2 separate regions of the Homo sapiens genome follow, and region 2 is linked to region 1. Evidence: chromatin contacts called from ENCODE Hi-C or POLR2A ChIA-PET data. All regions are on one chromosome and are shown on one strand. Each heading gives the region's core, a stretch centred on a gene start or an enhancer-like site at or near the end of the contact. The rest is flanking DNA. Distances are from core to core; before and after follow the strand shown.

Region 1 (3,968 bases), core at 1,408-3,907:
CAAAGCGGGCAGATCACCTGAGGTCAGGAGTTCGAGACCAGCCTGACCAACATGGAGAAACCCTGTCTCTACTAAAAATACAAAATTAGCCGGGCGTAGTGGCACATGCCTGTAATCCCAGCTACTCAGGAGGCTGAGGCAGGAGAATTGCTTGAACCCGGGAGGCAGAGGTTGCGGTGAGCCGAGATTGCACCATTGCACTCCAGACTGGGCAACAAGACCGAAACTCCATCTCAAAAAAAAAACCCAAAAAGAATAGAAAAATGTCCATCAGGGCTGGATGCAGTGGCTCAAGCCTGTAATCTCAGCACTTTTTTTTTTTTTTTTGAGATGGAGTCTCGCTCTGTCGCCCAGGCGGAAGTGCAGTGGCTGGATCTTGGCTCACTGCAACCTTTGCCTCCAGGCTCCAGTGATTCTCCCGCCTCAGCCTCCCAAGTAGCTAGGACTACAAGTGTGCACCACTAGGCCAGGCTAATTTTTGTGTGTGTTTTTTTTTTTTTTTTAGTAGAGTTGGGGTTTCACCATCTTGGCCAGGCTGGTCTCAAACTCCTGACCTCAAGTGATCCTCCCGCCTTGGCCTCCCAAAGTGTGGGGATTACAGCTGTGAGCCACCATGTCTGGCCAAATCCCACCACTTTGGGAGGCCGAGGTGGGAAGACCGCTTAAAGCCAGGAGTTTGAGACCAGCCTGGGCAACACAGAGAGACCCATCTCTACAAGAAGTGAAAAAAAAAGTTGGGCACATGTTCTCAGGACCCCCTGAGGCTATGTCTTGGGTCATGGTCACTCATAAATAAATTGTTTTAATTAAAAATAAATGTTGAAAAATTAGCTGAGCATGGTGGTATGTACTTGTAGTCCCAGCTAAGGCAGGAGGATTTCTTTCTTTCTTTCTTTTTTTTTTTTTTTTTGAGATGGAGCCTCACTCTGTCGCCCAGGCTGGAGTGCAGTGGTGCAATCTCGGCTCACTGCAAGCTCCGCCTCCCGGGTTCACGCCATTCTGCCATTCTCCTGCCTCAGCCTCCCAAGTAGCTGGGACTACAGGCGCCCGCCACTGTGCCCGGCTAATTTTTTGTATTTTTAGTAGAGATGGGGTTTCACCGTGTTAGCCAGGATGGTCTCGATCTCCTGACCTCGTGATCCGCCCACCTCAGCCTCCCAAGGTGCTGGGATTACAGGCGTGAGCCACCGCACCCAGCTGGGAGGCTAAGGCAGGAGGATTTCTTGAGCCCAGGAGTTCAAGGCTGCAGTGAGCCAGGATTGTGCCACTGCACTCCAGCCTGGGCAACAGAATGAGACCACATCTCTAAAAAAATTTAAAAATAAATAAAAAATAAAAATGTCCCTTAGTTTGTCACTATATTGCCCAGGCTGGTTTGGAACTCCTGGCCTCATGTAATCCTCCCAGCTCAGCCTCCCAAAGCGCCGGGATTACAGGCATAAGCCACTGCACCTGACCCCAACCGAAAATTCTTAAGGCACATTTTTGACACTAAAAACAGTATTTTATAACTGCTAAAATAGATATGTTAATTCTAGTCTTTTCTTGTGCACAGAAACAAATTACCACTTTAGTTTCTCAAGGAGCACATGTATACATGTTAAATGCATTAATTTGTTTAATATAAACATGAAATACTTTTTATAACCTGGATTGGTACATATTTCTTTTCTTTTCTTTTTTTTCTTTGAGGCAAGATCTGGCCCTATCACCAGGCTGGAGTGCAGTGGTGCAATCTTGGCTCACTGCTACCTCTGCCTCCCGGGCTCAAGCAATCCTCCCACCTCAGTCTCCTGAGTAGCTGGGACTACAGGCATGTGCCACCATGACCGGCTAATTTCTGTTTTGTTTTTTTTTGTTTGCTTTTTTTTTTTTTTTTTTTTTTTTTTGTAGAGACGGAGTTTCACCATGTTGCCCAGACTATTCTCAAACTCCTGGGCTCAAGCGATCCTCAACCTCAACCTCCCGAAGTGTTGGGATTCCAGGTGTGAGCCACTGCACCCAGCCCTTTTATTTATTTTTTATTTTTTATTTTTTTTTTTTGAGACGGAGTTTCGCTCTTGTCACCCAGACTGGAGTGCAGGGGCGCAATCTTGGCTCATTGCAACCTCCACCTCCGTGGTTCAAGCAGTTCCCCGGCCTCAGCCTCCCGAGTAGCTGAGATTACAAGCACACGCCACCAAGCCCAGCTAATTTTTTTGTATTTTTAGTAGAGACAGGGTTTCATCATGTTGACCAGCCTGGTCTCAAACTCCTGACCTCAGGCAATCCGCCTGCCTCAGCCTTCCAAAGTGCTGGGATTACAGGCATGAGCCACTGCGCCTGGCCCCCATTTCTTATTATACAGTAGTTTACAAAAAAATCCCAGCAGCCAGCTCCAGAGAGGCCTTGTTCTGTGGTGTCTAAGGATGGAGCCCAGGCAGGGACGGCCAAAAGCTCGCTACCCCTGCCCAGGAAGGCAGGAGCACCGTTGTGTCCCGTTCCTATCCCTCAAAAATAAATCACAGCCAGCTCATGTCATAGGACAGAGCCTGTTCGCAATCCATCCTGTGTCTGCGGATTCTCCCAGGTCTGTAAGGCAGCAGGGAGATGCGGCCTCTCCCACTCCACCCAACACGTAGCCAGGGCGAGGTGGGGCCGGGGGAGAGGCTGACATTCAAAGGCATCTGAGTGGTAAGAGGTGAGCGAGTGAGGTGAATGGGGACTACGTTAGAAGGACCCTACGTTAGAAGGGTGAGGCGCTAGGGCCATAGCCTAAGGGCACTGGGAACCCTGTGGGCATGCGCAGTTCAAGCCCATCCCCGCTCCCTCCAGCTGCTGTCCATCCCTGCCACACCTGACCATTTGCCTAACCTAGATCCTTCCTGTCTTGCATTTCCTCAAGCATCCGGAGCCCAGGACTGCTGAGTCAACCCTCTGGAATGCCCACAACTCCCCACAGGCCAGCCGGCCTTGGGACTCCCGCACAGCCACGTGAGCCGGTGGAGCCGGGTCTGTTTGCTAGTGGAGGCTGTTAACAGCACGGGAAGTGGTCAAGGGTTCAACAAGAGATGAGCCATCTGGTCCTCCAGAGGTAAACAATTTACAAGAGACACATCAAGCCGGCCTGCTGTTCTGGTTTTTCTTTTGACAGTGAAATATGCAGTTTCTTTTTCATCCTGGTGCCTATTGGAGAGGGAGACTGTTCCAGGCACTCTGACCCCAGCTAAAGCGCCTCCCTGGGGCAGGATCTATGCAGGGAGGCAGAAAAGTCAGATTTTTTTTCACATCTTCTTTGTTCCATTCCCAGGACTGAGCAACTTCATGTATTTATGTATTTATTTATTTATTTATAGACAGGTTCTCACTATGTCGCCCAGGCTGGAGTGCAGTGGTGCGGTCACAGCTCACTGCAACCTCAATGTCCTAGGCTCCAGTGATCCTCCTGCCTCAGCCTCCTGAGTAGCCGGGACCATAGGTGTGTACCACCATGCCAGGGGAATTTTTGTATCTTTGGTTAGAGAAAGGGTTTTGCTGTGATGTTGCCCAGTCTGGTCTCAAACTCCTGAGCTCAAGCGATTCACCCTCCTGGGCCTCCCAAAGTGCTGGGATTACAGGTGGGAGCCACTGTGCGTGGCCCAGGACTGAGCAACTTTAAGTCAGATGGTTAACCTACATCATGAGGAAAGTGGATTTCCTCCCAAAGGAACAGACTTATTTTCTAGAACCCAAAGCCTTGAATTTCAAGAACCTTTAGCCTTAAATCCATTTCCTGTTGGAAGCAGACCCCCTCCTGGTCTCCCCAGGTATTGCAACCCTGCTCTACCAGCCACTATAAATGCCCACACAAAAGGAACAGGGGCTCCATTCCTGATGCTCAGAGTGGAGTCACTAGATTCTCAAGCATATGAGATATGTATGTGGCCTAACAGCCTGAAATAAACAGCTTGTGCTGGGATTGTAATTCTAGAGTTTCCAAAAGTGTTGCA
Region 2 (4,514 bases), core at 1,809-4,308, 150 kb after region 1:
GAAAGTCAAGGCAGAGAGAAAGGAAAGAAGGAAGGAAGGGAGGGAGGGAGGGAGGGAAGGAAGGAAGGGAGGAGAGAGAAAGGGAGAAAGAAAAGAGAGAAAGAAATAAGTCCTTAGAATTTAATGAAAGGCCGGTTGCGGTGGCTCATGCCTGTAATTCCAGCACTTTTGGAGGCCTAGGCGGGTGGATCGCCTGAAGTCAGGAGCTTGAGACCAGTCTGGCCAACATGGTGAAACCCCGACTTATTTAAAAAAAAAAAAAAAAAGAAAAGAATCTTGCTGAAAGAAGAGAGAAAGAAGTTCTTAGAATCTTAATGAACAAAAACTCAAGTTTCTGAAACAAGAAAACAAATGTCTCAAATAGTCTAAAGAATACGGTTTTTTACTAGGGTGTTTAGCAATTTTCTTGCAGATTCTGATCTATCTCTATGTGATATAATAGGTGCAAAGCTCAACTGCTCCACTCAGCGGTTATGTGTGGGGGCCTCATTTTCTCCAGCTGTGGGATTGGGAAGCAAGTCGATTCCTTTTTTATAATTTTGAAATCCAGGAAACGCCAAAACCGTTAGCTTTCTTTCCCATCAGTTTGGCAGAAATTCACTGAGGTGAAGAGACGGGAGGTTATTTAAGGCCTCTATTTAGCTCATTTAAGGTGAATATCCACACACTTTGCTGAGAAATACGATCAGATAAGAGGATGCTGCCCCAGCTCCCATGGGACTTGTATGTGCTTTGTATTAGCCTTCTACAATCCACAGAGCTCAGATTCTGAAACACGTCTGGCCCTAGCGGTTTTGGATGAGGGGTAACACCTGTAACACCCAGAGGTGGCTGAGAGCAGTGAATGAGAATCCACGGACAGCACTGAAATTCACACCTTGGGGAACCTCTGATGTCCCTGTATCTGGCCAGTAGTTTCTGCCACTTACTGTTTAGATAGACGCAGAGAAAACAAGTAGGGACACAATTTCGGTAGCTGGAAGGGAGAACATTCCTTCGCCCTCCAACTAAGTGACTCTCCTCTCGCTTCTCAAGGCCAAGGAAGCTCTGCCGTAAGGCTAAACGCGACACTCAGGGAGCATTTGGAATCTTGCCCTGTGGCCTCTTGCCTCTAAAGCTGCAAGACCCTTTATGTGGCTCTGCTGTGGAAGGGAAAGGAGTAGAGAAAAACTACTCAAATGACTGCAGAGATGTAGAAGCTTTCCTTATCAGGGAGAGAATGGGAAGCTGCGATTGCTGTTTCCTGTTACTGTAGTGAACATTTCAAAATTATGACATAAAAATGGTTTTTGTTTCTTTTTTTGAGATGGCGGTCTCGCTCTCTCACCCAGGATGGAATGCAGTAGTGTGATCACGGCTCACTGCAGCCTCAATGTCCCAGGCTCAAGTGATCCTCCTGCCTCAGCCTCCTGAGTACCTGGAACTACAGGTGCATGACACCATACCTGGCTAATTTTTGTAATTTTTGTGGAGATGGGGTTTCACCATGTTGGCCAGGCTGGTCTTGAACTCTTGAGCTCAAGTGACCTACCCACCTTGGGTGGCCAAAAATGTTCGTTTATGTATTTATTTATTTTTGAGATGAAGTCTCGCTCTTGTCCCCCAGGCTGGAGTGCAATGGCGCGATCTTGGTTCACGGCAACCTCCACCTCCCTGGTTCAAGCGATTCTCTTGCCTCAGCCTCCCCAGTAGCTGGGATTACAGGCGCCTGCCACCATGCCCGGCTAATTTTTATATTTTTAGTAGAGATGGGGTTTCACCATCTTGGCCAGGCTGGTCTGGAACTCTTGACCTCAGGTGATCCGCCCGCCTCAGCCTCCCAAAGTGCTGGGATTACAGGCGTGAGCCACTGTGCCTGGCCCAAAAATGTTTTTTAATATCTGGGTTTTTATTGTTGGTGGTGGTGTTGGGGTGTTTGTTTGTTTGTTTGAGACAGCATCTTACTCTCTTGGCCAGACTGGAGTGCAGTGGCACAATCTCGGCTCATCGCAACCTCTGCCTCCGAGGTTCAAGAGATTCTCCTGCCTCAGCCTCCTGAGTAGCTGGGATTACAGGAGCAAGCACCACCAAGCCCAGCTAATTTTTGTATTTTTACTGGAGACGGGGTTTCACCATGTTGGCCAGGCTGGTCTCGAATTCTTGACCTCAAGCAATCCACCCGCCTCAGTCTCCCAAAGTGTTGGGATTACAGGCATGAGCCACCGCACCCAGCCAATACCTGTTTTTAAACTATGCTTCTATGTAGATGGGTTGTGCTTGAAATTATTTCACTAGTGGGGAAACACACTAAGTAGGAGAGCGACTTCACATTTTATTTATTTTTTCAGAGAGAGGTGCCCAGGCTGGTCTCAAACTCCTGGTCCCAAGCGATTCTTCCCCCTCAGCCTCCCACAGTGTTGGGATTACAGGTGTGAGCCACCGCCTGTCACGTGTTCTTTAGACAGTGGTGATTGTCCCAGGACCTACTTGCCTCACAGGGTGTGGTGGGGATCCAGTGAGGGCATCTATGCAAAGAGCTTAGAACAGTGCCTGGCACATAGTAAGGGCTCAGGACACATTAACAACGAATATGGTTTTAGAGATCGGGGTCCCAGACAAAGCTATGCCAGTGCTGAAACACTGTCGATCGGAACCACCTAGGAGCACCTTTTAAAACTCTCAAAGCCAAGGCCACACCCCACACCATAAATTAAGTCACAGCCTCTGGGGGTGGGGTCTGAGCATCAGTATTTTCTGGAAGTTTCCCAGGAGTTTTCAATATGCAGCCACGTTTGGGAACTGTCTGGTCTAGAACTTTGTGTGCCTGAGGCCTGCGCTGGGAGAACTGACTTTAAAAAGACACAGACAGGCAGTCATTTTGTAGCTAGAGGTGAAGCAGATGGCGTGGGGGCAGAAGGGTGTGGGACCTGGGACCCAGCAGGGGGCTACGGCTCCCACGGGCCTTCGAGCCTGGCAACCACTGGCACCCCCACTCCCCCCAGGCTGGGATGGAGCCACTGTCTGCACCCGAGGAGGCCTCCAGAGCAGGAGGCGGGAGCAGCAGCTCTGAGCCCGGCTTGGGCACCAGAGGGAGCTCGTGGGGACGCGCCACGGCTCCATCCCTGCAGCTGGTTCAAACTGGTTTGGGCAGGGTGCGGCCTGGGCGGGCTGCATTCCAGGCCTCAGGCTCGCGGCTGTCCGGGGCCTCCCCAAGGGCTGCGGACCTAGGGCAGGGAGCAGCAGGGGCAGGGCCCCCGGGCAGGAGCCCAGCACCCTGAGAGGCTGGGGAGATGTTTAAAAACTCAGTCCTCTTTGTGTAAAATCATTTACTTGGCCTCCCATGGGGGTCCCTGACTAAGGCTGGCAGCGCGGCGGAGCCCCTGGATAGGGTTATTCCCAGACATCAGTGTGCATTAGAATCGAAGCAGAGCTTGTTAAATGCGGAGGCCCAGTGCCCCCTCTCACCAAAGATCCTGATTCAGAACGTCTGGGGTGGGCTTCTGGGCATCCATATTTTTAGCAAAATATTTCTAAGGTACAATCACATATTCAGAAAAAAAGGCTAGAAACAAAATGATTGTCAACCAGCCAACCTGGCCCAGGGTATGAATCGCTGGGACACTTGTGAAGGACACAGAGACCCCTTCCCCAGACCTCCTCTTTCCCCAGGGAAGAGGATTTGGGTAATCAGCACTTTTAGCTAATATCCCAGGCTTTTTTTTTTTTTTTCATATGGGCAATTTCCTTTTTCTTTTTTTATTTTATTTTTTTGAGACAGGGCCTGGCTCTGTCACCGAGGCTACAGTGCAGTGGAATGATCTCGGCTTACTGCAGCCTTGACCTCTAGGCTCAAGTGGTCCTCTCACCTCAGCCTCCCGAGTAGCTGGGACCACAGGCGTGTGCCACCACTCCTGTCTAACTTTTGTATATTTTGTAGATACAGGAGTTTCGCCCTGTTGGCCAGGCTGGCCTCAAACTCCTGGCCTCATGTGATCCGACCGCCTCGGCCTCCCACTCCCAAAGTGCTGGGATTACAGGCGTGAGCCACCATGCCAGCCTGGCTTTTTTTTTTTTTTTTTAAATGAGTCATTTTAGACATTCATACAGTTTTGGTATTGCTACAAACATCAGCCGAAGAAATAAAACATTCCGAATATTGAAATCCCTCTCAGCCGAACACCTGACGTCAGGAGTTCAAGACCAGCCTGGCCAACATGGCAAAACCCCGTCTCTCCTAAAAACACAAAAATTAGTCAGGCGTAGCTGGGTGCGGTGGCTCATGCCTGTAATCCCAGCACTTTGGGAGGCTGAGGCGGGCAGATCACCTGAGGTCGGGAGTTCGAGACCGGCCTGGCCAACATGGTGAAACCCCGTCTCTACTAAAAATGCAAAAATTAGCCAGGCGTGGTGGTGGGCACCTGTAATTCCAGCTACTTGGGAGGCTGAGGCAGGAGAATCACTTGAACCCTGGAGAAGGAGGTTGCAGTGAGCCGAGATTGCGCCACTGCACACCAGCCCGGGCTACAGAGACTCCG

Evidence for each region. A loop is a pair of places that touch in the nucleus more often than their neighbours do. ChIA-PET counts read pairs that join two places held with the same protein, here RNA polymerase II (POLR2A). Pooled maps may share reads with other maps.
Region 2: a loop to region 1 is called in a map of A673, with 7 times the contacts of the local background. The contact joins the enhancer-like site here to the promoter of RIPOR3-AS1 in region 1. A Hi-C loop is called at or near these places in 2 of 168 maps with a recorded cell type or tissue (A673 and PC-9) and 1 of 50 pooled maps. POLR2A ChIA-PET finds 5 or more read pairs at or near these places in 6 of 52 experiments (AG04450, IMR-90, PC-3 and 3 more).

What each region holds. Positions count from the first base shown.
Region 1 is chr20:50,642,814-50,646,781 of GRCh38, forward strand. RIPOR3-AS1 (RIPOR3 antisense RNA 1) reads left to right here and starts at 2,658. Exons shown (of 3, transcript NR_111906.1): 1 at 2,658-2,680; 2 at 2,885-3,073. The region is part of intron 1 of RIPOR3 (RIPOR family member 3); the gene reads right to left. RefSeq lists an enhancer at 1,685-2,266.
Region 2 is chr20:50,787,738-50,792,251 of GRCh38, forward strand. No RefSeq gene overlaps it. Among named protein-coding and RNA genes, the nearest start is that of BCAS4, 5.1 kb to the right of the region's middle. RefSeq lists an enhancer at 2,553-3,238. Within about 2 kb of position 3,059, at least 33 of the 41 ENCODE cell types and tissues checked have a DNase peak (open chromatin) inside an H3K27ac peak, as active enhancers do; they include A673, PC-3 and Panc1, where a contact is called at or near this core.